3 separate regions of the Mus musculus genome follow, and regions 1 and 2 are each linked to region 3. Evidence: chromatin loops called from intact Hi-C (ENCODE). Cell type or tissue: heart. All regions are shown on one strand. Links, peaks and the distances in the headings refer to the core of each region. The heading gives the core; the rest is flanking DNA.

What was found. Hi-C counts contacts between places; a loop is a spot of excess contacts. Peaks named below come from ENCODE experiments on the same cell type or tissue, not always from the same donor. Only the 100,000 strongest peaks of a DNase experiment are listed, where the experiment ranks them.
Region 1: it touches region 3 in a loop (7-fold over the local background); 2 of 42 quality-filtered maps call a loop at or near these places.
Region 2: it touches region 3 in a loop (2.2-fold over the local background); 6 of 42 quality-filtered maps call a loop at or near these places.

Annotation. Positions count from the first base shown.
Region 1 is chr2:127,580,406-127,590,292 of GRCm38, reverse strand. It overlaps Zfp661 (zinc finger protein 661), which reads left to right and starts at 5,616. Exons shown (of 5, transcript NM_001111029.1): 1 at 5,616-5,663; 2 at 8,747-8,817; 3 at 9,270-9,396. The coding sequence starts at 8,785. It overlaps Mrps5 (mitochondrial ribosomal protein S5), which reads right to left and starts at 2,867. Exons shown (of 12, transcript NM_029963.2): 1 at 2,808-2,867. The coding sequence starts at 2,865. In heart, for the core only: CTCF peaks have their summits at 2,895, 5,333 and 5,532; DNase peaks (open chromatin) are centred at 3,102 and 5,592; H3K4me3 peaks cover 3,302 bases; H3K27ac peaks cover 2,344 bases.
Region 2 is chr2:129,060,320-129,070,206 of GRCm38, reverse strand. Vinac1 (vinculin/alpha-catenin family member 1) reads left to right here and starts at 4,298. Exons shown (of 11, transcript NM_001370941.1): 1 at 4,298-5,070; 2 at 6,978-9,341. It overlaps Ttl (tubulin tyrosine ligase), which reads right to left and starts at 4,260. Exons shown (of 7, transcript NM_027192.2): 1 at 3,904-4,260; 2 at 1,274-1,352. The coding sequence starts at 4,060. In heart, for the core only: no CTCF peak of the experiment used is centred there; DNase peaks (open chromatin) are centred at 3,646 and 4,276; H3K4me3 peaks cover 1,932 bases; H3K27ac peaks cover 1,428 bases.
Region 3 is chr2:128,682,700-128,692,586 of GRCm38, reverse strand. Anapc1 (anaphase promoting complex subunit 1) reads left to right here and starts at 5,192. Exons shown (of 48, transcript NM_008569.2): 1 at 5,192-5,434; 2 at 6,527-6,763; 3 at 7,924-8,085. The coding sequence starts at 6,551. Gm39931 (a long non-coding RNA gene) reads left to right here. Exons shown (of 5, transcript XR_001783466.2): 3 at 2,795-2,880; 4 at 3,140-3,209; 5 at 4,568-4,770. In heart, for the core only: no CTCF peak of the experiment used is centred there; a DNase peak (open chromatin) is centred at 5,186; H3K4me3 peaks cover 2,045 bases; H3K27ac peaks cover 1,757 bases.

The DNA of each region.
Region 1 (9,887 bases), core at 983-8,982, 1.1 Mb after region 3:
ACAGCTCCGGGGAAGCCCCCCAGATCCCCACTCCTGCTCCCTCTGGCACCCACCAGCCCTCACTCAGCGTGGCGTTCTAGCACCGACTCTGACAGCAGAGCTGAGAAAACTCATGTATGGAGACAGCGGGGCAGTAAAATCCAGATGGAGGAAGTGCAGGTCTGCCTCTGATCATCAAAAACTAAACCAGACAGAGGCCAAAGGTCTATAAAACTCGTAAACAATCACAACCTTGGACTTGGCAGTGGTTTCTTAGATACAACACCAAAAGCACATGCTACCAAAAGGGAGAGGGGGAAAACAGATGAATGAGACCATCAAAATTTCAAACCAATGTGTTCAATGCTAGAAACAGCTTGGCGGCACAGCTCTTGCCTGATGTGCACTAGGCCCTGGATGCTCAAAAACAAAAACCTGTGTTTCAAGGAACACTATTAATGTCAGGTATACTAGTATATCCCAGCATTTGAGAAGCTGAGGCAGAAGAATCACTGTGCGTTTGAGGCTAGACTACATTCATAGTGAGAACCTTGGCAGGGGAGGGGGTCTTAAAAGTTAACATGCAAAACTCTTTAAAAAAAAAAAGTTTATGCACAGTGCACATGCCTTTTATCCTAGCCTGGAAGCAGAGACAGGCTGACCTCTGTGAATTCGAAGCCAACCCGCTCTACATAGTGAGTTTCAAGATAGCCAAGACTACACAATGAGAGCCTGTCTCCAAAAATACTTTTTTTTCTTGCAGATTATATATCTGACAAGAGACTTATTTCTAGAAAATGCAACGAAGTCTTCCAAATCAAGAATAAAAAGTCAACCCAAGTGACAATGAACAGGAAGTAACCTGTTAGTACAGGCTCACAGACCCTGCTATGAGAGAGACTGGAACAGGAGGATGGGAAGTTCAAACCCAGCACCGGGCTAGAGAGTGATTGCAACAGCAGCCTGGGCAAGCTGTTGAGATATGTCTCAAAAAACAAAAATTTACTTCTTGTTTCTGTGATAACATATCCAGGCATAAGGAACTTAAGGGAGAAAGGGTTTATTGGGGCTCACAGTCCCAGAGAGATTCAGACCACCATGGAAGAGAAGTCATGGCAGCAAGCAGTGAAGACATGGCGGCAGAAAACCACATCCACACCCCGGAAGCAGGTGATCAGGCGTGGAAGGCAGGTGATGAAGCTCCCTAGCCCACCTCCACAGACTCACTACCTCCAGCATGGCTCCGGCTCCTAAGCATCCATAACCCATGGCTCTACCGACAGGATCCAAGCCTTCTAACACTCGAGCGTGCAGCTCAGTTGTAGAGCATGTGCCTAGCATGCACACGGTTAGATCAAGTGTTTCCCTCTAATCTAGGAAATTCATGGTCAAGAACCACACAATCAAGTTACAGGCGCACACAGACAAAAGATTTGAACAGATATTGCTTCAAGAACATACACACATGGCTATTAAGCGCATGGAAACGAGCCCATTAGAAATCAAAGCCACAAAATTAGTATATCGTCACAGCTTGGTTCTCTGAACAGGACAGACAATAACAAGTGCTGGCAAAGAGAAACTGAAGCCCCTACACAGTGCCGGTGGAGCTGTAAAATGGTACAGCTACTTGGTAGTTAGTTCCTTAGTTAAACACTGAGGTGTCACTTCAACCAGCAATTCCACCCAGGAAATACCCACAAGAGGACGGACATGTGCACAGACAGAAGCACAGCATCCAAATGTTTTAACATCAGTCCTAACAGCCAAAAGATGGAAACGGCTCAAACGTTCATCCGCCAATGAGTGGATAAACAAAATGTGGTGTAATGGACACAAGAGTATTATTGGCTCACAAGCAACATGGGACTGGTATGTCACAGCAGGGACAAATCCTGACAACACAGCATTATTGGCAGATGCCAATCGTAGAAACCAGATGCCCAGAACAGACAAGCTATGGACAGATGGGAAATAGATCAGTAGTCTCCCAGTGTTGACGGCTAGTGAGAGATGGCGAGGGGTGGGGGCAACAGTTAAAAGGTACAGTTGTTTTTTCTTTTGGAGTGATGAAAATGTTCTCAAACTGACTGTGATGATAAATGCACCGTCTACAAAAACACTAAAACAAAACCTTTGAAGTGTACACTTTAGATAGATCACCTGCGAGCGCTAGTGAATGTTACAACTTACTATGGACAGAGGCCTTAATGAGATGGTTTCAACGCCGGCAAAACAAACGAAGGCTCAAGTCACATACCCTATCAAGTGATTTCAGGTTAAATATTGCAACAAAATGAACTTTCTGGACCAGGACCTTGAGCACAATGTCCAGCGCGAAGCTATTCCTACAAGCCAACGCCATGCTAGAGATCGGCACACAACTGAAAAGGGCGGCAGGAAGACGGTGACAGCAAAAGTATATTCTGGCAAACGGATCGGCCCAGACGCTAAAATGACAGCTAGTTAATCTAACAGACTCAGTAAGAGTCTGTTAGACTTTTTGCTGGCGGCACTCTGACTCGAGACAGGGATTGACATCACCCTATGAACCACAGACTATGCTTGCTACATTCGCTCCTCCTCACAGAGTGGGCCTGAACGGTCTCCCTGGCCGAAAGCACACTGCCCAGTTCACTCCTTATACTCTCAAACGGCGCGACCAGAGAGGGACAGAAGGCGCGCAAGGTCACACAGCCGGCCGGACCCGAATGGGAGACTGAGATCAAGGACTCGGCGACTTCTCGCGTTCCTGGAGCCTAGACTCGACAGACCCGAGGGAAAGACCCCTGCTCGCGCGCGCTTTCGGTCCGGGTCCCAGGGCTCACCTGCCTGCAAGCTACACAATGCAGGGAGACAGCCTGCAGCGCGTACGGCCGCCGCCATGCTGGAGCCGGAGCAGCGACTCCGCCTGTCTCTGGAACCGCCTTCCTCACCGCCTGCAGCAACGAGCTGCGACCGCGCCTTGTCACAAGTTCGTCGTCAGCGCAGAGAGGTGTGCTGAGGCTCGAGGGCCACCATTCAGCGCACACGGAAAACTGCCCTCGTGGACCACAGAGGAAACTGAGTCAGGCTCAGCCTCGGACAGCTGCTCAGGGGTCCTCGCGCTAGGACCCCGGGCAGGGGCGGGGCGAGGGCGGGGCTAGCTCTGGGCTCTTTTCTCTGATAGTAGCCTAATGGATCACATCTCACCAGTAGCAGGCTTGACCTGGCAAAGTCAGTTCTGCGGAACCGGGAAAGAGTCTGGGAACATCGGGAAGGAGCCCGGGGGTGAATGAGACAAAGTGTGGGAAGTCCGTAAAGGCCCAAAGTTTATTAAACATATGTTGCCTTTGTTGTGTATTCATGGTACAGGTTGTTCACACACAGTCATGTTCCAGCCCGAGGCCACGGGTTTTACCCCACCTGCTCATGGCTTTACACTATCCATGCTTGCCCAAATGAGTCACATATGATGGTTCTGGACTCCTCCCCTGAAACTTTAAGCCTGCAATAAACTGTTTCTGTGTTGCCCTGGTCATGGTGTTTTGTCACGGCAATAGAAAGTAACACAGGGGCTTTCTTCATTAGCTTCTTGGGATTATCATTTAAGGCTTCTACCTTTCCTGAGGGCAGTGGTTGTTGGGCAAGCCACATTTGCTACCTAATGTCTTGGTCATGATTCGAAACACCTGCAGTCTCTGAGCAAGTTCAGAATTGCTTGTGAGAGTGCCTTGGCTACTTTGTAAGTCTTTGCAGCACAGGCTGGGGAGGCTTTAGTTCATTCAGTAAGGATATCCATGAAGACCTATAGGCAGCTGAAGACGTGGCAAGACTTGGTAAACTATGTCCTCCAAATCTGTCACAGGTTCGTGACCATGTCTGAGCACATACCATGCAGCCCCCAAGAAACTCAGGAGCAGACTGGAAGAATCATTTTCCTGAGAAGAGGTGATTGTATGTTTCTCCTGACCTTGTCCAACCAAAGTATCACAGGGCTCTTTTACAAGCTCTCTGGGAACATAGTTGAGGATTTCTGTATGCAGCCATCCTTCAGAATTGCAGAAGAACCCTTTCACAGCTGCCCTTTTCACTGCCTTAGGGGCAGACCGAGGCTTACAAGAGATCCATGAGACTGACAGAGGCGAAAGGGATCAACAAAAATTAGACAGCAGTGCTGAGACCTTGGCAGCCTAGTGATATGATTTATTCCCTCTACTGACAAGCCACCCATTTAGTGCCCCCTGTAGCCGACATAGCAACACTGGAGAGTTTCTGGATGCCATGCACGAGAGACAAAACCTGTGGTCAATATTTGATGGGACTGCTCTTGGAGTTCAGCAAATCACTTTCCTTCCAGAAAGCAGCATGAACATGTAACATCCAGAAGGTAGGTATTTACTCAGTAGAAAAATTTACTTCTTTACCAATTCTAGGTTCTATTTAAGAAAAACTGATATTGGAGAGGTTTAATTGATAGCCAAAGAGATCAAGGTTTTAGGAAGGGTGTACAGATAGTAATGGGAGATCAAAGAGTCATTGTCAGTCCCTGGAGATACTGGGGTCATCTTGGGTTTCAGGATCCAGTTGTTCAGACAGGTATGGTATGACCATTTGTGACCACCCAATGGCCAGATGAGAATGGGTATCAGCCCTGCTTTTTGGTAATGTATAGTTGAAACAGCCCATCCCTTTGGAAGTCCCAGTGCTGGAGCTTTCTTAAGCCTATCAAAAGAGTGTTCCTTAATCCCTCAATTACAAATGGTATGGGCTTGGGACCCTCATTTAATTTCTCATGACTGGCCTGGCTATTTCTTTAAATATTGTAATTCATATTCTGCAGTATCCAGTTAATTCCAGAAAAGCCAAAACCTGTCTTTTGGTTCAGAGAGGGGGCAAATCCAGATCTCATAGTACCAAATGAAGGTTGCCTTTTTTTTTTTTTTTTTTTTTTTTTTTTTTGCCTCACAAATTGAGAATTTTCCCTAGAAGTTTTGCTTCCTTTTTGAAGTTTTGTAGCCTTTTTGAGCTTTTGAGATACAAAGAGGCCAGGTGGGGTGATGCACACCTTAAAGCCCAGGTCTTTGGAGGCAGAGACAGGTGGATCTCCAAGTTTGAAGCCATCCTGGTTTACATAGTGAGTTCAGGACACAGAGAGAGGGGGGTGGGGTGGGGAATGGACTGAGCTACAACGTTTAAAGTCTGTTGTTTGGCTGGTATCCTCTGAAGCAGTAGGTAGAAGGTCACCCTCATTCAGGATTACAGCTACAGAGTTGGGTGTAAATTCTCCGACATGCTACCAAATCTGGGATTAAACCTACACCACGAATTCTTGATGGAAGACTGCGACAGGTATGTTTCTGGGCTCATGCATCTGGGATAGTCTACTGAAAGAACGGGAACCCTGGCTTTCAGAAAAAATAGGTACACTGGCAAACCGGAAACGAACTAGAAATCGAACTTGTGCTGTTTAGGGTCAGAGCCTGGTCCTATCCGTTTCAGCACCACAGACCTGGAGTGCAACCTTGTGCAGGATTTTACCCGTCATCTCACGGCGCGCCGGCTATTGATGCTTCTGGGAAGTGTAGTTCATGCAAAGGCAACACTATGATTGGAGCTCAGAGGCCGAAGATCTTCGCGCAGGCGCACTGCCTTCCCGACACGAGGCGGTGAGTGTTCGCAGGTTCCCAGTACTCTTGCCAAAGGTGAGGGTTGCGGGTCTAGGTGTTCAAGAAGCCGAGTGGACGCGGTGGCGGAGGAGACACGGGGACACTGGGCACTTGGGGGAGGGTTAGTGGGCGTGGCCTGTGTGGACAGAGAGTCTTCCCTTCTGGTGTGTGTCGGTTCCGTGGGGACAGTGTCCTCGTAGGGTATGTCCACTGTGTGTCAGAATCCTGTACTTTCAAGTTGGAGATCCCGGTCTTCCTTTCGTTCCTTCTTTCCATGATGGGTGCTACGTGGATGTGGATGGTACCGACGCTAAATCTGGGAGCATCCACTCCATTCTCTCCCAAGTCCCCTAGAAAACGTCTCCCTTTGCTTCAGCTTCTCGCCCTGAGCCTGCACCGGAATGTCCTGGTGTGAGCATAGGGTGTTCCTGGACGATACCGGATTTGAGGTGAAGAAAACCCCAAAGGAAATCGCAAATGGCTTTAGGCAATTTTAAGATGATATTGACTGGAGTGCACTGTTAAGGAATAGTGGGAAATAAGGGTGAAGGGACTATACTGCGGCCAGACAAGACCCACAGTATCAGAGTAAGACCCACCAAGCACGATATTTTGTGCGTCTCAAATGAGGTCAACATAAACAAAATTTTGAGAAACAATTCTAGAGGTTGACATTCTGACCACCGTTAAATCGAACTAGCACAACTTCGTTCCAACCACCAGTAAGTGTCAGATGTCTAGAAGTCCGTGGGATGGCCAGTTGTCTGTTACTCCATTGAAGTTGTTGGCAATTTACTAGTGATCTTTTCCCTAGTGTTCTTTTTACATTTGAGATACGATCTTATTTTGTAGCTTAACCTGGCGTTGTGTTAAGCCTTAGCCTTCCAAGTGCTAGCATTACGGGTGTATATCACCATAGTTCTGTTTTCCGTGAAATTTCAGTCACGCGAATCAAGCTTCCCGGGATGCTGGGATGTGTTGCAGGTAAAGATCTGCTTAACTTTATGGCTATCTTTCAATGAAAGTAAATTATAACAGAATTAAAAGCTTCCAGGCAGACTTTTCCCAGTTCCACCTCAGCCTTTTACAAAGCCTGACTCTCTTAATTGCTGTGAAATAGTGCCTCTCTTATTGATGTATGACGATGGAACTAAATTATCTTTATAGAAAGCACTCAGCATAGTGCCTCATGAGAGCAAGCACTCAACGCTAGTTATGGTGGAGTTCCGTAGTGCTCCAAGTGTGTCTAGCCGCTGGACAATAGATTATTTAATCAAGTTGTCTGTCATAGATGCTTAGGAGAGTCCAGATTTTGGTTGCATTACCTAAAGATTAAATAGGATATGTGTAATGTGCTTAGGAAGCTGGCTGGCAGATAACTTTCAATAAAGATAACGTGTTAGTGATGGTTAATTAAAGCCGTTGTAACTATTCTCTTATACTTCTTAAATAAATTCTCGAAGAGAATTGGCCAACCTAAGAATGTCTGTGTTTGAAGGCTCTTGCTACTTGTCCCAGTGATCTTCCTAAAGAACTTAACTAATGAGGACACAGCTATGCTGAAATCACCCCTTGCCCAAAGCACCTTTTGATGTACTCTGACCTCTGCTGGTTTCTCCGGTTTCATGTTCTCTACGGTGTTGCTCACAAGTGACTTTCTCCTATCTAATTTCAGTAGTAGTTCTTGATGTGATAACGATCTGCCTCTATCTATTCAAGACTCCAGGTCCTCCCAGCCTGTGAAGTTTCGAGCACACACACACACACACACACACACACACACACACACATCAAAACTGTAGGTCCCAGATGTGCAGAGAAAGCTGCTGCATTTCTCCCTTGACCTCTTCCGGCCTGGGCTAAGGCAGTGCTGAGATTGCAAGCACACACCGCCACACCCCATCAGTCTTTAGTTAGACTCTTCATTGTGAGAGAGTGAGATCCAGTTAGCTAACTTAAGCAAAGGGAGGTTGAAGAGGGTAAGAGTCTTCTGGAAATCCAAGAATAAGTAAAGCTGCAACCGGAGCTCACTTCTCTCCTCGGGAAGCACCGGTGAGCTCCAGCACTTCAGCACTAATGGAGCCGCCACCACATCCATTGGTTCTGTCTTCCAGGACTCTGCTCCTCTGGGCCCTGTGACTACACAGAACCTTCTCCTAGCTTTTTGACTCATCTCCTGCATATTGTCCCAACGTTTTAAAATTCATGTTCACAAAGAAGGATGTCATCTTTTCATACCAGATCATATCTGTCGTAGTTTTTGTTGACTAAATACAAACTTAGGCACACTTGGGAAGAGAGAATCTCCACTGAGTTGCCTCCGTCGGCCTGTTAGCATATTTGTGTGGGACATCTTCTGAATTGCCAGTCGATATAGGAAGACCTAGCCCACTGCGGATAGTGTCACCCCGGGAAGGTAGGCCTGGGCTGTGTAAGTAGCTGAGCAAGCCAGTAAACAGTGTCCCTACACAGTCTCTGTTTCAGTTTCTGCCCCAGGTTCCAGCCAAGGCTTCTCTTGGTAATGTGCTGTAATCTGCGACCCATATGAACCTGTTCTTCCCTGAGTTGCTTTCATCCAGTGTTTCCTTAGAGCAAGAGAAAGCCGACCGGGATGTGCCTAGTTACACACTCAATGCTCAGCTGTGATATGATCAGTCTGGTTCTGGAAGTGAGGTGAACAGTCTTACAGTGTCGGATGGATGCTTCATTAGCTGGAGCTGTAAATGGGATGCTGCTCTGAAGAGGATACAGAACTTGTTTGTCTTATCCATCCAGTCGTTTCTAAAGTTCCTTGCGGTGTTTGCTCAGTAAGCATTCAGGGTGATATTAAATGTGAATATATAAATATCACATGACTCTCGCTATATTCTGATTCCTGGGTTCTGATTCCTGGGAACAGAAATCAATGCGCTGTGGCTTTAATATCCATAGCCTTTGTTCTAACTCTGGACTGAGCATGGAGTGCTCTTGGCCTTGCTTGGTTTACTCTTTGTGAGGTGATGGGGATGAAGGTGGCTACATTGCACTCACTGGTGTATGGAGGGGCCTTGCCACGTGGGTCAGGACCCCAGAAATGCTCATTCTCATATCTTTTCTCCCCCACACTTTTTCCTCACTAGGACTCTTATCCTTCCCTACCAGAGCAGCATAGGAGAGAATGGCTGCCGTGTCTCCGCCTACCAGATGTCAGGTGAGGTGGACTTGTTTTGCTTCCAAAAGACTGTTATTGGTTGCCAAAATGTAGTTAGTTTCTTTATCCCAAGTGTCTTCCTTCCTAGTCCTCTATTCCTAGCCCAGTGAAAGGCTCCAAAACAAGGTGACCTTCAGTTCCTTGAGCCTGCGCTTACCAGCCTAGGACCAAGCCCAAGACACCTGTAGCTGTTGTTCCACGTGATCTTCCCCAAAGCTGACAGAACAGGTCACCTGGAGGTCATCTAGGATCAGTGGTTCTGTCTTGGCTGTCCCACTGGTGCGGCCAGTTATGGACTGAGTGAGAGCCCCCATACATCAAAGAGTGCTGGGTTAGGCTGGAGTATATGTTGCTTGCTATAAAACACTGAGAGTTAGACCCTGTCTCATGAAAAACAAAACAGACAACAAGAAAGGAAAGGGTTGTAAGGGGGAGTATGGTTGTATTTTCAGGCATTGGTGACATTTGAAGATGTGGCGGTGACTTTCACAGATGACGAGTGGAAGCGTCTGGTACCCGTGCAGAGGGCTCTCTACAAGGCCGTGATGCTAGAGAACTATGAGAGCATCATCTCTCTGGGTGAGCATCATCTCACTGGGTGAGCATCATCTCACTGGGTGAGGAGGCTCCCTGTGAGGAGTCAGAACTCGTCCTGAATGAGTGTGAGGCACATGAGCTGCGGATCACTACCCACCTGAGTTCAGAGCCACCTGGCAGACAAAAAGAGCCAAAGGAGATGGCTTTAGATGCACAGATCGTGAACCCAGCCCTGGACAGATCGGCTGCCCTGATGTTAACAGCACTAGGCAGCCACAGGCCTCCCTGTTCAGCAACTTGTTTGACAAAACAGAAGGCAATCTAGAGGATAGAGCAGAGTATGTAATGTATGTGTAGATCTGGCTTTCCGGAGGCAGCAAGTAAAATCGTTACTATGTCCAGGTCTTCTCCTGACATGCCAACAGATCATGTCCTTAGTTCCATCTGGTAGAATAAGGAGCCATCTTGGTGCGAGGAGATATTGATCCCTTCATGGAAGCCAGAGGAAGAAGCTACAAAGATGTGGCCCTGTG
Region 2 (9,887 bases), core at 884-8,883, 380 kb before region 3:
GAGTTGATGCTAAGTCATGAAAACCCATCCCAGAGAAATGGGAAGAATACCAGAACCAGCACATCTAAAGAAAAACAGAGATGCAATGAGAAGCACCCAACCTCTTAAGTCCAAAAGGAACATTAGCAAGTAAAGGCAGCATTTTTCATGGAATCCCGTCTTCTAGTGCCCCTTTACCTGAAGGCTATTTGACTACTCAGAATGCTTATGAATTACAGAGAAAGCGTCCAGGAGACCTACCATAGCCCTGATCTTAGGGACAAGACTGAGAGCTTCCATCTGAAAATGACAGTAATAAAAGCAATGAGACTAAGTAGTTACTGCTATTACACCCAGAGACCTTACAGCACAAACACCCACGAGGTCCCAGGCCCTTGTGCTGCATCCACTCTTGCACATCACCTGGTTTAATCCTCATAATTGCTTTACGAGGGAGGTATTCAGGCTTAGAGGGATAAAAAGATTTGCCCGTTAATAGGATTCTTCAAAGAGCTGAGAATCACCCCAAGCTGTTGACCCCGGATCTCAGTCACTGTATACTACTGCTCAATTCTACCTTATAGTACTATCCTTGTACTTTCTAGCCACACCCCTATGGGCTCAGAGAGGGGTGGTGGAGTGACCATGTGGCACTCTGAATATTTTCTCTGGGATCACTAGCTGCTTGAGAGTCTTCTAAGGAAGGCTTGTACATTCTTCTCCAGGGACCAGAAATGCCTGGCAACTTATCCCACAGCCCGCCGCCCTTTCCCTAATTACAAAGGATGAGGAAGTTTCTAGACAAGCAAAAGCCAAGAAAAAAATAGAACTGCACCTGACTGACACTGTAGCAGATGCTCAGTCACTCTGCTTCAAGATGTGACAACTCTGAGGTGTCTGTCATCCATGTCAGAACACCAGGGGTAAACTAAAACCATTCCTATGCTTGGCTCCTACCTTGCCCTGCCTTACCCTGCCCCCTTGACTACAGATGGGTTTGCCTTGAAAATTTTCCAAGAAATCACTTACACTAGAACTCCCTCCCTGAGAGCCAGTCTCTGCTTCTAGGGAGCCTCACCTAGGAGACGCCAGGCTTTAAGAGATACACAGCAACACCTTAAACTGAAATCAAAGCAACTTAGAGGAGGCCATAGCCCTGCTATCAGTTGGTTTTAAAGCAGGAAAGGTTTTCTTTTTCCTTATAATAATCCCTCATCTTGGCTTAAGTGCTTCAGGGTGGAAGCTAAACCATTTATATAAAACACCAAAAATGGAGGACTTCAGGAAGACTTACTTTACTAAGGAAGCTTTGCGGCACAGTTTGTCCGCCCCCCGGTAGTAATTCACCAGCTGTGCCAGCCCAGGCTCGTGACCTACAAGGAAAGAAGAGACTCAGAAGAGAAACAGCAGGTGCGGAGTAACAATGTCAGTAGCAGAGTGTGCAGGACACATATGTCATAGCTTCCCTGTGTCTCATGTCATACCCAGCTTCCCTGTCTCTCATTTCAGGCTGTTTGTCAAGCATGGAGTACTTTTGTTTCTCTGTCCCAAGGTTCCTTTCCCTCTCAGTATCTACTCCCAATACTGAAACATTAATACTGGCCTGCAGGTCAGCTGTGATGTGGCTCCCCTTTTTTTTTTTTTTTTTTTTTTTTATTATTAGAAGAGCATTGGGTATTTTTCTATCTCATATCTCGTTGGCCCTTAGCATAGTCCTCTCTGGGCTTAACATACATAAACTTGTAATCTGTTGAGCAAGGCTACTTGACTACAGCCACACCTCCATCCCAACATCACATTCTCCAAATATCAAAGAAGGCAGCAGAGTATAGGTCATCTACTTTAAGGAGCTTCTAGAAGCCACTAAGAAGTGAAAGGAGGTAGTGGAAAGGCCATCAGAAGCTCTGAACACTTCTTCACACGATCCCACCAGGAGACATTTCATTAGTTCTTACTACAGAAACCCTTTTAAAACCACAACTGGAGGCTCAGAGTGTAGCTTAGCAGTACTGTGCGCATCCTTGGCATATATGGGGGCCTTGGGTTTAATCCCCACCTTGGGTTCAAGCACCACAATGATACAATGAAATAAATACAGATAAATGATTAGAAATAAAAGGATACAACAAAAATATGTTTTATTTAAAAAAATTAACCCCTAACAAAATGCTTTGCAACAAAAAGTAAGATTTTAAAAAGACTTTGAGTTGGGTGTCAAAGGTAACAATAATTAATCCAACCATAGCACACAACCAAATCAGAACTTTCAGACATTATCTGGTTTGCACAATCTCCCTTGGGAAGACAAGCCCAAGTCCCTGTTGACCTGGTACCTTCTCGCCCTATTGGCCCCGACCTTTCAGCGCCTGAACATGACTCTCCGTGCTTTCTCCGTGGGTTTTATGCAGCCCACTTTAGACAAAAAGAGAATCCTCCCAACGGCAAGGGATTAGAACCATTTTATTTAGAGAATACATCTGTCTTTTCCATAAAAATAAAATGTGCTGGTCATCTGCTAAATTCATGTTGCCTTCTCAGGCCTGGGATTCCAAAGGGTTTCTATCTGTCAGCACACTGACAAGGCCAGTCACTCCCACACCAGGCTGGGAGAGCCTTTTGGTTCTACCTAGGTTCTTACCACCAGGCATTGTCAGGTGCCAGCAAGGGAAGCAGTAAAGTTAGGAGAAACGACCCAGTCAGCCGCTCCTGTGCTTCTCTCAGGGAACTTAGTTTTGAGGGGCTTTCTTTGCTGAGCCCTTCCGGAGGAATCTGCTACCACAGGACATCAGTTTCTAAGCACATTTTCTAGTCTGTGACGTCTGAGTCTTCCAACCACCACTCCATGGAGTCGCCACGCTAGAGTATAAACATGTATAATAATGAAAAGTTGTCCCTGAACTAATTCAGTAAGACTAAGCCTTAACAAACTTCATTCCATAAGCCATCATAGCTTGCTGTGGCTATAATGTCACCCAAGTGCCCTATGCAAGCTTGCCAAATTGCCTGTTAGTTCCAAACAAACTGCTTTCCGTTTAGCCTCATCCACCGCTGACCACACCTATGTCTGAAAAAAACCTCTCCTCTTCAGGACACGGGACACTACTTTCTGGGGTGTTTGCTAAGGTAGAGATGCCCCCCTCCTCTTCTGTCCTTGAAATACAAATGATCCCACCCCCAAGTGAAATTCTGGAAAAGAACCAGACACCCAGAGAGAGGCAAGCCCTCCCCAGATGACTATGTAGTGAAGGGACCATGAGACCAGGTTCAAGTCTGTGGGATGCTAGTTGAACCCATTAGGACAACTTCAAGATTACGTCATTTAAAAGGGAGTTGCTGTCCCTTCCTACATGAGAGTACGCGAATAGAATGGTACCAAGCCAGTTTCGCACATGTGGATGAGGAGAGCAAAAGTCACCCAAGATCGTGTAAGAAAACATCACTAAATGCAGCTGCAAATGTAAACTTTTGGTGCAGCTAAAGGAAAGGTCTGAAATGGAACAGCTCCCCACGCTCCAGCTTCCCTGGAAGCTCCTGCTTTGGGTAAGTCAGTGAGTTTTCTCCAAATTCCCTGCCGGTTCATCTTGGCCTCCGGGTAACCCAAGCCTCGGCGGTTTCAACTCCCCTTCCACGCCCACACCACACAGAGCTGAATCCTAAGTGGCGGAAAGCTGCAAGATGACTGATGCGGGCCCAGGGAAGCAGGGGAACCAGGCCGACACCCTGAGTGCGGGTATAGGTCACTGTCAGCAGACAGGGCAACCGCACCCAGACTCCGTTCCAAATCCAGCTACGGGTTTAGGTCTTGCTAGACCCATTTTATATCTGCTAAGGTGAGCTCGCGCCTAGGGAAGATTAATGACCTTAAAAAACAAAAGCGCTCGCTCTCCGATTCATGCGCGCAGCGGCCACGAGGGAAGGGCTCACCTAGTCTCCCGAAGGGCAGTCGGTTCCTCTCCCCCAGCATCAGGTTGAACCTGGGGTTGTCTCGCCGTAGCCTCTTCCAGTAGCCGGTGGCCAGCAGCAGCCGGGAGACCTCGGCGTAGACGCTGCTATTCTCGTCGCGCACCACGAAGGTGTACATGGCGAAGGGCAGCGCGCCCCGCAGCCGCTACACGAGTCCAGGGCACGGCGGCCCCGCGTGCACACTGCCCCAGCCTCAGCCTCAGCCCCGCTGTCGGTCTAATTCCAGGGCCGCGCCTCCGGATTACCCTAGTGTCTGCCCTGGGCGCCCGCGCCACCGCCCGAGTGGCGAGCGCCACCCGGACGCCGCGCCCACCCCCAGCGCCCCGCCCACCGCCGGCGCCCCGCCCACGACCGTGATTCCGCGCGGCGCTAAGGGCAGGTCTGCGGGTTGCGGCGGCAGGAGCTCCCAAGCAGGGCCCACCAGGGCCGCCCCGCCACTCAGTGTGTGGCCGGTGACATGGGTCTCAAGTGTGGCTGCAGTAATAGCAAACTGCGGTGGAGAGACCAAGGGAAATAATTCCAGCTGCGCCATAGCCCGCCAATATCCCTTTCCGCCCTCTGTCTGGGTCTTCCACCAAGTTCAAAATCAGATTTGGTGGATGAAACAAAAGATCCAGGCATGGGTGTAGCTCAGTTGGTAGAGTGCTTGCTTAGCCAGCACTGAGCTCTGGGTTTGATCTGGGTGCGGTAAAATCGGACACATGTCAGGAGCCATAATGGGACAAGCTAATAACTAGCAGGTGATCATCCTGAAGTAGCCTGCCTTGGATTATTATATAATCTGCGACAGTGAGCCCTCATTAAGCAAGGCTATGAGGGACTCATTTTAGGAAAGATTCCTGCTGAGATAGAACAAAGGCTGTATTGCTTAATCCTCCCCTGATAGGCTACAGGTGTTAATCGCCTAAGCCAGCAAGCAAGCCCTCAGAAAGAGCAAGAAAGTTTTTAGGACTTTTTAGAAGTTATCATCAGCATTTCAGTATAATTAGAGAGCTAGAAAGCCCCAAGACCCTCAGACGTTAAAGCCATCACCAGAGTCCTTACTCTGTGACTCCACTGCTACCCCTGGCCCGGGCCAGGAGGCTCCCAATGTTCTAATTTGGCACCCGAACAGCGACATTGAATAAGGTAAGTGGACACAGATAGGACTCTTAACTGGGTCTTACAAATCCATTGGACAAGGAGTGTGCAGTTAAATTGTCTTCTGCCATCAGTAGAGGCGGATAGTTGGGGCCATCAGTTCCTGGTTGGGTACCATCAGTGCCCATGTTAAGCCAGGAGCCATCAGCTCTGGCTTTTATTGCCTGCTGCCATCAGCAGAGGCTGATACTAGGTGCCATCAGTGCCTAGCTGTTCTGTTGGAAGCTATCAGCACCCGTCTTAGGTCAGAAGACATCAGTTCTGGGTTGTGTGCATTTCATGGGTATCTCTCAAGATGGGACAAAGTGAATCTACAGATAGAGAGTTCTTTACAGATATTAATAAGTATACTCTTAAGAAAAGAGTCTTAGCTGGGCAATGGTGGAGCACGCCCTTAATCCCAGCACTTGGGAGGCAGAGGCAGGCGGATTTCTGAGTTCGAGGCCAGCCTGGTCTACAGAGTGAGTTCCAGGACAGCCAGAACTATATACAGAGAAACCCTGTCTCGAAAAACTAAACCAAACCAAAACAAAACAAAAAACCCGAAAGAAAGAAAGAAAGAAAGAAAGAAAGAAAAGTCTTTAAGGTTAAAACTAGCCATCTGACTGACTTTCTTCAGTTTGTACAGTCAGTCCCTGGCTCCCAGAAAGGGGAAGTTTAGATGTGGATACATGGAAGAAGTTAGGGTTAGATATTAAAAACTGGTTTATAGAGAATGGAGGAAAAGGTGTGCCCCTTACAGCATTTGCTCTTCGTTTGCTATTTGGAATACACTTGAGGAAACATTAGCAGATGACAGAAAGGCCTTAGGCGCCCAAGCAGCATCAGATTCACCTCATGAGCAGACTCCATTACTACAGTCTCACTCAGGATCTAAGAAAAATGTTTATTCCTCAACAGAAAAGTCTGAGAAAAGTAGTTCAGGAGAGAGTCGTGGTGAATCAGAAGAGAAAAAAACCAACCTCAGAGGAGGAGTCTGACTTCTGAAAAGAAAGTAACAAAATATCACAAACACAAGTGACCCTTAACAAATGTAAACATTGAAGCAGCTACTCTGCTGGTGGAAGAACAACTTCAAAAAGGCCACATTGAGTCTTCCACTAGCCCTTAGAACACTTCAATTTTTGTTATTAAGAAAGAAATCAGGCAAATGGCGACTATTACAGGACTCTAGAGAACTAAATGGCACCATGGAAAGCATGGGAGCCCTTCAACCTGGGTTGCTGTCTCCTTCTGCCATTCCCAAAATGATAATGTTATTGTTATTGATCTTCAAGATTGCTTTTTTACCATACTGCTGTGTCCTTGTGACCGTCAGAGTTTTGCCTTTAGTTTACCTTCACCCAACCTTTAAAGGCCATACCAGAGGTACCAGTGGAAATTCCTCCCCCAAGGTATGAAAAATAGTCCAACTCCTTGTCAGAAATTTGTGGATATTGCTATCCTGCAGGTCCGTAAAATCTATTCTGACATTTATCCTGTTCATCATATGGATGATATTCTACTTTCTCATAAAGATAGAGCTTAGGTACAAGAGACACTACGATTTTTAGCTGAGCGGTTAAACTTATATGGACTTCAAGTGGCTTCAGAAAGGGTTCAGATTCGACCCCCATTCTCATACCTGGGTCGTGTTATTCAGACAAAACTTGTTTCTCCTCAGCCCATTCAACTCAGGGTTGATCACCTAGAGGTAAAGGGAGATATGGTTACTCCTTATACTGCAGACCAACATAATATTTTGTCTTATGAATTTGAGCAATGGCAGATTGTACAATTAGGATATACTGGGACCTATTCTTATCACTTGCCTAATCACCCCTTGTTATATTTCATGAAAGGGCATCGAGTCATCTTTCCTCTCAGAACTAAATCAGCTCCCTTGCCTCCTCCAGCAGCAATGGTGTTTACTGATGGCTCGGCTTCAGGGCTGCTTTGATTTTTGATGGCAACAAAGAATCTTTCCCTACACAAGAAACTTCTGCACAGCAAGTAGAATTAGTAGCAGTAATTGCTGCCTTTAAAAGACTTAAAAATAAAACCTTTAACTTATGTACAGACTCCCACTATATTGTCAGATTATTTTCTTATATCGAGACAGCTCTACTGCCATCTAGCCACTCCACAATCTTAGCTCTACTTTCAAAACTGCAGGTGTTATTTCAATCTAGAGAGTGTCCTTTTTTTGTAGGACATGTTCGAGTTTATACAATGCTCCCTGGTCCTATTCATGAGGTTAACTGTATGGTTGACACTCAGACAAAGGTTGTTGCTCTCTCAATGGAGGCAGTAGAGAGGATAGTTCTTAGCTCTGAGGCAAAAGGTATTGTTTTGAAACAACTGGCCTTTGAGAGTGCTACATCCACTTGTCAATCTCTTCGAAAGACAATTTAAAAATCTGGAAATGTATTTAAAGCATGTGCTGAGGTTGCTAGTTCATATTTTCAAGGTGTACCCATTACAACAACCTCACAAGGCCAGAGCACTGTCCAAAATCTTACTAATAAGGGCAGAAAACATTTAATAAATCAGGCTTGGCTCGCAAAAGTTATTCAAGTAAGAATTCTGGACTTATCAGCAAACAACATCCTGGCAAAGCAAGAGGTGCCATAAATTTTAATTCTCCTGGCCCCACTCAAAGCAGAAATCCCACTGGGTGTCACTGTTGTCTGAAAGGGTACGACAGGCGTAAGGAGCGCCAGCCACACTGACCTTCACAGAAATGGCACTGCCTTATCTGGTGCTACTGTAATCCTTAATAATACAGAAATTTTATCAAACCAGGGAAACTGTGAGGCACCTACCTCAGACCCCTCAAACAAGAGAGGTAATTCAACAGCCTCAGGTGACCAATCCATTTGTCAAAGAAGGACTGTCCAACAGCTGCAGGGAGCAACTCCAGGCAGCACAGGGCTGTGCCTCCACAAAAATATTCACTCACGGCTTCTCCTCAAACAGGTTATCATAACTTTTAAGATCTTAAAAGAAATTTTCCTCACACAAGAAACATTTGCACAACCAACAGAGCTAATGACAATAGCCATTGTCTTTTTTGCGACAGGGTTTCTCTGTATAGTCCTGGCTGTCCTGGAACTCACTTTGTAGACCAGGCTGTCCTTGAACTCAGAAATCCGCCTGCCTCTGCCTCCCAAGTGCTGGGATTAAAGGCGTGCGCCACCACCGCCCGGCGCCATTGTCTTTTAAATGTGAAGGACAAGCCCCTTTTTAAAGAATGTTTTACAGCTGTTGTACCGTTTTTTTTTCCTTTTTTTTTTAGCCCCAACTTTCAGAATTACAAGTCTTACTTCAATTTAAAAATTGCCTTTTCTCTATTGGACATGTTCAAGTTCATTCTATGCTTTCTGGTCCTATAAATGAAGGTAAGGGTTAGTTTCTTAACAAAAGCTTGTTGCTTTCCCTACAAAGGTAACTTAGCATGATCTCACATGACAAATCACCATAGCGCTCAGAGAAACTGCTCCTGCATTCCTGCAGAGCTGTCAGCTAAGCTTGGGAATTAACCACTGATGAGCCTGTGCCCTTGTGATTTAAAACAGACAAATGTTACAAATACCTGTCTTTTGGAAAGTTAGCCTTTATTCCTGTACGTATGTACACTTAATTCTCATTGCTATTTATGTCTTTTCCTAACTCGGGAAAACTTCCAAAGATACGATACAGTATTTGTTTCATTAGTTTATAATACCAAGGGCTTAATGTCTTTGTTTAAACTTACAAAGCCTTTTAAATTTGGTGTTTGACTCTAAGTTTCTCATATTCCACTGATATCCCCTATAATTCACAGGGACATGCTATTGTAGAGTGAGTTCATCAGACTTTTAAAAGATATAAACATCTGAATTAAAAAATGAAATAAAAAAAATGAAATCATAATTATTCATCTCCTTACAATACTTTATAAAAAATAGTCCATTTTTAAAAACTTTTCTAGCCCCTAACAAAATAAAGACCTACTAAGTGGATAATTAAAAAAGACTGGATTTTTTTTTGGGAGAAGCCCTGTTTCTACATTTACAGGACCCTATAGATGCCAGACCAGCTGATTGCGCCAGTCCTTCTCCACGGACAGAGGCTTCCAAACCTGCCCCTTCCGTGCCTACTTTAGAGCCAACATCATCTGCAGACTCTCCACTGGCGCCAGAGACCCCAGCAAAAGAAGATACTGAAAATATGGTTCCTGATTGCATCTGATTGGACTTTTAATTCTATACCCAGGGGATACAGGGGATATAAAACTGGTAAATATAAATCTGTATGTATCATTTCCTACCAGAATGCAATTTGACCAATTATATAACTTTTCCATGAGTCATAATGCTTTTCCTCATTGTATGCTAGCTACCTTATGTTTTGTCACCAATTGCTTGCTCACAGATCTGATATAATGCTCTTGCTTTGTTTGCCTTGGTATATACTGTTAGTTCTCTTTCATGACCTAAGAGATTTATAGTTGAAGTAATCTTAGACATTACAACCTTAATTGCTACTTTAGGGTCAGCTGCAGCTCCTGCTGCCTCCCAGCCCAGGTTCACACTGCTAATCATGTTAATTCCTTGACAAAGAATATTCCTTAGCACTGATCACTCAGGGCAGAATAGGTAGAGGTTTGATCATGCAGGGTAGAATAGGCAGAGGTTTGATCACTCAGGGTAGAATAGGTAGAGGTCTGATCACGCAGGGTAGAATAGGTAGAGGTTTGGTCACTCAGGGTAGAATAGGTAGAGGTTTGATCACTCAGGGCAGAATAGGCAGAGGTCTGACAGGTGACAGTCAATGCTTTAGAG
Region 3 (9,887 bases), core at 859-8,858:
TCATGCCCCATGGCTGGGGCTCAGTGCCATACAGGGGCTTTAGCAAAGCCGCTCAGGCGAATTCCAGGCCTGCTGGAAGGAATCCGCCCAGCACAGTGGCTCCTGCCGTTGTTGAACGTGAACTAGCACAAGTAAAGGGCTGTGTTCAGATCAGCGAACACGGTGATGAGACAAAGGTATTTTCTTTTGTAGAATATTGACCTCCCCATTCCCACCTCTGCACGGCAATCCGTCCGATAGGCTGAAAGGCTTACTAGTAGTAACTCTCCCAGCCCTGTCCTATTAGAAATGTTACGGTATCAGGGAAAGCTGTGTTTTACTGTACTGAACAACATATGCATGAAACTGTTAATATGTATAGTTTCTTGGGAAACTTGGTGTTGTGGATATAAAAGAACCCTTCTAGTTATTTATTTTTAGATTTAATTATTTGCTTTGATATATTTGTGTGTGTGTGTGTCTATCTATAAAACAGAGTCTCATGTAGCCCAGGCTAACCTCAAACTCACTAGGCAATGCTGACAATGACCTTAAACTTTGAATCCTCCTGCTTCCACTCCCTAAAAGCTGTGGTTACAGGTGTGCCCCACCATGCCTCCCCCACATGAGAGTCCTTCTGGTGTCCTAGGAAGAGCATGAGAAACGCAAGTGCCTGAGCATTACAGTTTGTTCTTGCAAAACGAGGTGGGTGTTGTACGATTTCATGAAACTGGAAGCAAAGTGAAAATTCCCTTGTCCAGTGATGTAGGTTATCTGTCACACAGGTAAATGTGGAGGCCATTTACCTCCACATTTACATGGCCCAGCAGTTGAGAGTATACGCTGCTTGTGACCTGAGTTTGGTTCCTAGCACCCACTTCACAAGCATCTGTGACTGCATCTCTAGGACACCCTTGATACCTTCCCTCGTCTGGCCTAATGCAACTGTTCTCGCTCACACATATCCCATCCCTGTACACATAATTAACAAACACCTCAGAGAAAAAAAGAAAGAAAGAAGCAAACAGAGGAACAAAGAAGGAAAGAAAGAAAAAGAAAGTGAGAAAGAGAAAGAGAGAGAGAGAGATGTATTATGCAATGTGATACTTCATTAAATACAGTTGTACAGTAGTAGGCCAAATTTTTGCAACTGTTGGTGTATTCTGACTGCATCATATATCATACTTCATAGCATGTGCTAAAAACCAGACTGGAACTACTAGGCTGTGAAATCTGTGTGTGGTGATGGGGACGGTGATGTTAGATAGTGTTTTAAAAAGTCTCATATTGGGGGCTGGAGAGATGGCTCAGCGGTTAAGAGCACTGACTGCTCTTCCAGAGGTCCTGAGTTCAATTCCCATTGGTTCACAACCATCTGTAATGGGATCCAGTGCCCTCTTCTGGTGTGTCTGAAGGCAGCTACAGTGTACTCATATACAATAAACAAACAAACAAATCTTTAACAGTCTCAGATCAAAGGCTTTGGGGATGGCTCAGTTGGTTAAAATGCTTGTTGTACCAGGTTTGACCTCAGCACCCACCTAAAAAGTCAGGTGTGGTGGCTCATGCTTGTAATCCCAGCACCAGGAACACAGAGACAAGAAGATCCATAGAGGTTAATGGCCACCCAGCCTAGCCTAACCAGCTATCCCCAAGTCCTAAAGAGAGCCTGTCTCAAAACACAATATGAATCGCAGATAAAGAATGACACCTAAGCTGACCGACCTCTGGTCACCTATACATCTGAATGCACACAAACATTTTTCAGATCATCATGGCTAACTGATAAAGCAAATACTAAAGCAGGTTAGAGGGTTCATGGGGAGAAGAATTAGCATCCACGATGCTTTGGACACCCACAGGGTTCAGGTGGCAAATCGTCAGGAGTCAGCCCAAGTGTCTAGATTCAGCTGGACTACCATGAGAAGTGTCACAAGAAGTTCTTTGGCACATTTCTCTCTATGAAGTGAAGACCAGCGAATACCTCATTCCCTCTCAAGCATCCACTGTAGCAAAACATCACATGCCCTCTCACATGTCTGCTTCAGCGAAATATCCTCTCACAAGACAGCTTCAGGGAAAACATCACAGCACACAGCTGAGTTTCCAAAGAAACCAGACATTTCTACTTCAGTATATGTGAGTGTGTGAGTGTGTGTATGTGAAAGTGTGTGTGTTGAGTGTGTGTGTGTGTGTGACAGTATGTATGTAAGAATGTATGTGTATATGTGTGAGTGTGTGTATGTGTGTGTATGTGTGTGTTAAGTGTGTGACAGTATGTATGTAAGAATGTGTGTATATATGTGTGAGTGTGTGTAAGTGTGTGTGTACACAAGCCTGCACATTGTGTGAAGAAGCTGCTACTGAGGGCTGGACAGATGGCTCAGCAGTTAAGGAAGCTTGATGCTCTTTGAGACCTGAGCTAGCTTCCCAGCACCCATAATAGAACTCTGGCCTCCACATGAGAGCCATCCCCCTGCCAGCCCCCACTTCCCACTCACACACCCACATACACACCACACATGCAAATAAATGAAAACGAATAAATAAAATAGAAAAAGACTCTCATCCCAGAAAGAAGCATTTTTATTTTTAAAAGATTTGTCTATATTCATACTTGCATATAAATGTGTTTTCATCAATTCCACCCCATCCTCCTCTCCAAGTTCTCCCCTATCTCTCCCAACACCTTTTCTTGAAAGTCATTTTTCTCCAGGGATGCATCCCCTGAGAGGCTATCCATGAGCCAGTAGATGGTCCCACATCCATGCACATGCAACTAAGTGGACTCAATGGATATTTTTTTAAAAAGCAGGCTCAACAAACCCTGGGGGAGCAAGCCATTACATCACACCTCTCTGTGGCCTCTGCTTCAGTTCCTGCCCTGACTTCCTGAATGAGGTAAGACAAAATGAACCTTTTGGCCTATAAGTTGTCATTGGTCATTTTATCACAGCAATAGGGAGCTAACTAAGATAAATATGTTAGAGAGGGACAATCAGAGTAGGCCTTGCTGTCATATAGGCTGAAACCACAAAGAGGCACCCTAAGAGATTTGCTCAGGGAAAGGAACGTCCACCAATGACAGTTGAGATAACCTTTTGTAGGGGCTCCCTAATTCTCAAGTTGAACAGCCAGCTATGTGTTCTGTGTTCCTCAGGGTGACCCAAGGATGAAGAGTACTGGTGGTTAGCCCTGTTTGGAGAGAGGATGAAGAAAAGAGGACAAGGGTGGGTAAAGAAGACAGAACAAATATTGCACTGGCTGCACATTACAACCAAATGCCACCAACTTGCAGACGGATGGATGTGCCCTCTCAGTCATGCCGTGTATTTCCTGACAGGTTGTGCAGTCAAAAATTCAATAGAACAGTCTACAGGAAAGAGAGAGAGAGAAAAAAAAAAGGACAACATACAAGGGTCTCCTTCCTGTTTTGTTCTTATTGGCTGTTAGGTCCCAAAGGAATTCAGGACAAATGGTTAACTGAGGTGCCTATTAACATATCAGGCTCTCCCAGCACCACTAGTGCCTGGCTCCTCTCAGCACTTCTCATCCACCCACCCCAATCCTAAACCTCTCTAGCTCCACAGTTAGCCTCCTTTCCCCCAACCTCCCGACTCCTCCTTATATAACCCCAGCCATTTTGGCCACAGGTTGTCTTGATTTCTGGCTTTTCTCTTGGTCTTCATTCCCTTGGTCCTCTTGGCTTTGCTCTTGGATCTCTTTTGCTTTGCTTGGGCTTCTCTCTTTTCTTTCTCTCTTGTCCCCTTTTCCTCCTCAATCCTCTCATGGCCTGGTCTATTCTGCTGCTTGTGTTCAGTCCAGACTCTTCCAGGAACCTCTGGCTGTTCTCTCCCTCATATTCTGAGACCCCGACTTAGAGCGTTTCTCCCTGGGAGGTAAAGCCCCTAAAACATTCCCCCAAGTTTGTTTTCCCTGATCTCTAAAAATACAGCTGGAAAGAAGCTCTTTGTTCTCTATAGCCAGCAAAAAGCCATTTTGTTTCTATACCTTACAACCAGAGATGCGATAATTGTAATTTTACCAAGGACACCCGGCAGAGAAGAGCTGTAGCCCAACTCCTCCCAATTCCTCAATATCTACAATAAAAACCTCCTCAACCATATCTAGGAGTGGTCACGTCCTTGTTTTCATTCACCGACCAGTTTGTTCCCTATCGGTTTGGGTTTCTAAGTACGGCCTCTTCAGAAGGCAATCCCCATCTCCCTCATCCTAGGCTGGCAGTGGCAGAAGATATCATAGACTCAAGGAGAATGACAATGGCTTGGTTGCTCAGAACACAGTGGAGAGTGGGGTATCCTAGTCCAAGTGACTCCTGGTAGGGTTGATGGGGTTGTAGACAAACTGTGTGATGGGGCAAGAGGTAGAGGGTAGAGAATGGAAGCAGTGAGATTGACAGGCCACTTACGTGTGCTCCTTGTTGGGTTTTCTTCTGTTTGTTCTTCCAGATAGCCTAGTGTGTGATAGAAAGGCCTTTGTAGGATAGGGAGGTTTTGCGGGGAGGAATCAAGAGGTCGGAGCAGAGCATGTGGAATATGTGTTAATTTGACTGTTTTTGATTATCCAGGCAAGCGAATTTCAGCTAAGCAGGCATTCCGCTCACCAAGTTCTAAGAGCAAGCCTTCCTGTTGCAGTGCAGCTTCAAGCTCTGAAGGATGGCGTTCCAAGAAAAGGGATGAGAATGAACTAAAATAAATGTGTATCACAATAGACAATTACAGTGAAGTTATCAAATTCCAACAAACTGAATTTTGGAGCAAAGAAATGGACTGGAACTCTTTATTCTTTAGGCTATGATAGGCCTCACCATTTTTTTTTTTTTTTTTTTTTTTTTCTTAGCGATGACGAACAGTTAACGGACTAAAGCCCATCTTGGGTGGGGGTGTGTGATTTCCGGGTAGAGAATTTTCCATGCAATCCTGAGAAAATGAGTGGTCTCCCTTCCGCTCCCATTCATCAGCCAGGAGGCACACATCCCCTTTTGAGATGAGAAGGAAACTCAACCAGCTGGGAAAAAAAATTACCTAACTTAGCTCAATTGAGAAGGTAGTTCAGGATCTTAGAGATTTGGTTTGTTAAAGAGGTAACGTCGTTAAGTGACCGCCTTCGCTATAGGCACTTGCACAGACACCTTTTTCAACTGCGCAGGCGCTAGGTCCTCTCCGCTGCCGCGCGTCCCCAGCCTGGCTCTGCCCTGGCGCGAGGCAGGTCGGGAAATCCAAGATGGCTCCAGCCATTTGAGTTGTTCGCAAGTCTTTGGTGTCCCGCTGCCGCCCATTCTTCCTCCGGCATCCGGGAGGGAAAAGGGATGAGAAACTGGGGCGGTGAGGAGTCATCGTGACGGTCCTGTCGCTGCTCTCGGGCCTTCGCGGCCCTTGTGCCTCCGGGGAGCAGCCGGGGCTCGCAAGCGCCTGACGCGTCCCGAGTTATTCAGGTGCGGGCCGGGCCGGGTCGGGCCGGGCCGGGTCGCGCATCGCTGCGACTTGGTGTTGGAATTTCGCTGCACCGGGTGCCCCAAGGGCTGAGCGCCCCGGGGCTGGCCTTGAGCTCCTGCTGGGGTGAGAGGAACCCCAGTATCAGACTGGGCTTTCCGGGTTGGCCCGACGCGCCATGAGCCGATGCTCCGGCCGCTACGCCGTGGCGCGGTTCACTCAAAAGCACGGAAAGCCTGTTTTTGTAGAGACCCAGCTCAGGGTCCCGCTGTTTGCATATGTTCCTAGTAACCAGTAATGACAGTTTTATTTCTAGCATGTCAACTCAATGCTTTTATGTGGCCTGTAACGAATAACACGTTTAACAACTTTTGGAGAACTGTAAAAGTATTAAGTATGATGTCTTTGGGTTAAAAGGCATCTAACTGAGAAAATGATGCTATAAAAAGTTATCCTGTAGGTTCGTTTTAAGCTAAAAGGGAATGACATTGCATGTTTGCATGAGGAAACGTCGGGTAAAGTTGCAAGTTCTTTAATGTTGACTGCTTTGTTGAATAGAATTTGGAAAGGCCAGCCACATTTTGATAAGCCCCTACTTTTCATAAGGCATATGTGTTTTTCAAGTTCTGTTCTCAATATTGATTTTATTTCTAGGAGGTGAAAAAGAAACTTGGGCCTGTTTTTTGGCGTAATCATTTCAGGAATGACGTTTAAGTCACAGCAAGGAAGATTTTGTAGCTATAGAGGGCTTCGTATAAACTAGAGGCTTTCAGATTGTTAAAAAAAATGATGCCAACAAGACTTTAGATGAGAGCTTCAAGTCAAATTTAGTTAGCAGTTGTTATTCTTAAGTGCCATTTCAAACACTGAGGGTTATAGTGCTGCTAACAAATGCTGTTGTAGAGGTTTCCTCAGAGACAAAAAGGCACATACTATGCCACAGAATGTTTGAATGTTAGTTATCTTTACATGCCGTGTGTCGAAATGTCTGTGAGGTGGATCCCCATGTTTCTGACCTAGCTCCACTCGGGTCTCTGTAGTAATAACTTAGTTTTGACTAGAAGGCTGACAAGAATGCGTTTGGATTCACACAGAAATAATGTTCATATTTGGAACCCATGTCGAACTTCTCTGAAGAAAGGGCAACGATGATTGCAGCCGGGGATTTGCAGGAATTTGTTCCTTTTGGCCGAGACCACTGCAAGCACCACCCTAACGCTCTGAACCTTCAGCTTCGTCAGCTGCAGCCAGCCTCTGAGTTATGGTCTTCTGATGGTGCAGCTGGCTTGGTGGGATCTCTTCAGGAGGTTACAATCCATGAGAAACAGAAGGTTTTATTAAGATTCTCATCATACTTTTGAAATTTAGAATGAATACCGTGCTAATATAAAGCTGCCTATATGCATGTGAGAAATAAGTGTATGTTGGCACTTGGTTAAAAGCTAATGTTTGGTCATTTCAGTCAGTGCTGAAATATGGTGCTGCCTACATAGGCATGCTGTGTAACTTGTAATGAGAGTTGAGTACTTTAATCATGGCTCATTTTAAACTTTATCCTCACTTCAGATGTGGGTAATCAGGTTTTATACTCTTTGGTGACTAAATGCCAGAGGTTAGAAGTGGTACCTGCAACACATGTTTCTAGAAGAGGGTTGATGTCACATAAGGGTGTTAGCATAGTAGTACTTTCTATTTTGAGGTGGACCTTAGTCAGTAGCCCAGACTGACCGTGGAGGTTTAAGCTGCCCCTCTCTTCTGCTTTACCTAGTCTTTGTATTTGCCTTTGAAATTAAATCTCTTGGAATGTACATAGATAGATAGAAATCAGAAACTTTTTAGCTTCTATTCATCTTATGTGTGGGACAAGGGGAAGAAGATAAATAATATATTTGCAGCTGTGAAGCAAGGAAGTCCCCCCATTGAGTCCTATGTGCACCTGTCTATTTTATGCCTTCTACATACATTTAATACCTACTTTTAGTTTCCCTTCAAGCATGGGTTTTATCTTATACTCTATATGTAAGAGATACTTTTTGTGTGCCTGCGTTATTGGCAGAGCAATACTAGGAACATAGAAGTATAAAATAAAGTACTTCTTATAGAGAATTTTTGAGTCAGTTTTTAAAAAACCTGCCTGCTTGTATGTCTGTGCACCATGTGTGTGTAGTGGCCATGTGGGCCAGAAGAGGGCTCAGATCTCTTGGAACTGAAGTTATAGACAGTTGTGTAGGTGCTGAGAATCAAACCCCAGTCTTTAGAAGAGCAGCCAGTGCTCTTAACCACAGAGCCATCTCTCCTACCTCTCTTAACTTATCTCAAGAGTCCCGTGATGTAATGTGCCCACTTTGCTAATTCACTCATTGTGCTCACCTATGTATTGCAATCCTTGTAGGAGTTAGTCTTGGGTTGAGTCTTAATTTACAGGCAAATCTTGCTTCAAACTACTGAAAAAGAAGAAGTGCTGAGCATGTCCTGTGTGTTAATTTTTAAGGAAAGCTGGCAGTTAAGAAAAGGTGTGAGTGAGATTGGAGATGCAGCTGACTACGATGAAGAGCTCTATGTGGCTGGGAACATGGTTATCTGGAGCAAAGGGAGTAAAAGCCAGGCACTGGCAGTGTACAAAGCGTTCACAGTGGACAGCACTGTCCAGCAGGTGAGTTTACTGAGTTTGCACAGCAAACAACTGTTAATATAGCTGTTTGGAAAAGAAGTTTGAGTTTTAAAATGATAACAAATGACAACAACAGTGTAACAATTGTAGCAGCTGGTTGTACATTATGTCTGGCAGGAAAGTAAGATTTTCATTTTATCCATCATGACAGTGTCTCTGTAGCCCAGGCTGGACTGGTATTTGAGATCCCCCTGCCCCAGCCTCTGAATATGACAGGCACCTATCACCGTGTTTGGCTTATCACATTCTATATTTTTTGGTTATGAGCCTAGCCTTTAATTCCTGAGTCATCTTTCCAGAATCTTATCACATTCTTCACATTATTCTTTGCTTAGTTGTCTTAGTCAGGGTTTCTATTCCTGTGTAAACATCATGACCAAGAAGCAGGTTGGGGAGGAAAGGGTTTATTCAGCTTACACTTTCATACTGCTGTTCATCACCAAGGAAGTCAGGACTGGAACTCAAGCAGGTCAGGAAGCAGGAGCTGATGCAGAGGCCATGGAGGAATGTTCTTTACTGGCTTGCTTCCCCTGGCTTGCTCAGCCTGCTCTCTTATAGAACCAAGACTACCAGGCCAGAGATAGCACACCCACAAGGGGACCTCACCCCTTGATCATTAATTGAGGAAATGCCTTACAGGTGGATCTCGTGGAGGCACTTCCCCAACTGAAGCTCCTTTCTCTGTGATAACTCCAGCCTGTGTCAAGTTGACACAAAACTAGCCAGTACACTGGTGATACAATCTTTTCTTTTTTCCTTTTTCTTTTCTTTTTTTTTTTTTTTTTTTTTTTTTTTGAGGTAGGGCTTTTCTGTATAGCCTTGGCTGTTCTGGAACTCACTCTGTAGACCAGGCTGGCCTTGAACTCAGAAATCGCCTGCCTCTGCCTCCCAAGTGCTGGGATTAAAGACATGGGCCACCACTGCCCGACTATTTATTTTCTTTCTCTTCTCTTCTCTTCTCTTCTCTTCTCTTCTCTTCTCTTCTCTTCTCTTCTGTTCTTCTTCTTGTTCTTCTTCTTGTTCCTCCTCCTGCTCCTCCTTCTTTTTCTTTTCTTCTTTTTTTTTCTTTGAGACAAATCTCTACATAGCCCTGGCTGTCTTGGAACTTACTCTGTAGTATAAGCTGACCTTGAACTCACAGATCCCATTGCCTCTGCCTCTTGAATGCTGATATTAAAGGTGCACCCACACAATCTTATTTTTATTGCTATTATTTTTGTAGTACTAAGGATTGAGTTTAGGCCCTTTTATATGCTAGGCAAGCACTTTTATACAGACACACACACACAGCATTGCAAATAATACTATTTTAACACTAGTTGTGAGACGTAAAATTTGTTATCGACAAAAAATATGTGAGATGAAAAATACCTTAAAACATGATTACTATAATTCATTTCCAGATATTGAATACATAAAAAGTATTGGATTCACAGTGAAAGGAAATTCAGCCTGATTTGCTACTATTGTAGTAGTTGTTGGGATCATTTTCTGAAAATTGATAGAAGAAATTAAGTACTTACTATTTCAGGAAGACAAATAATTTATCACTGTTTGATGAAGGAAACTCTTATTGAAGAATACCAACCTATAAATGTAAAAGAAATGGTAGAAGCAGAAATCATCTTGTAGTTTCTAGTGTGCTAATGTTCAGGCATGGTTGTAATGGTTATTACCACAGTTGCAGAAAAGGATAGTACATGACAGCAGGTATTACATTTGCTAAGTTTAAAGAGACAAATGAATCTTCTCTTCAGAATTGCTTCTTGTTTCTAGTAACCAAA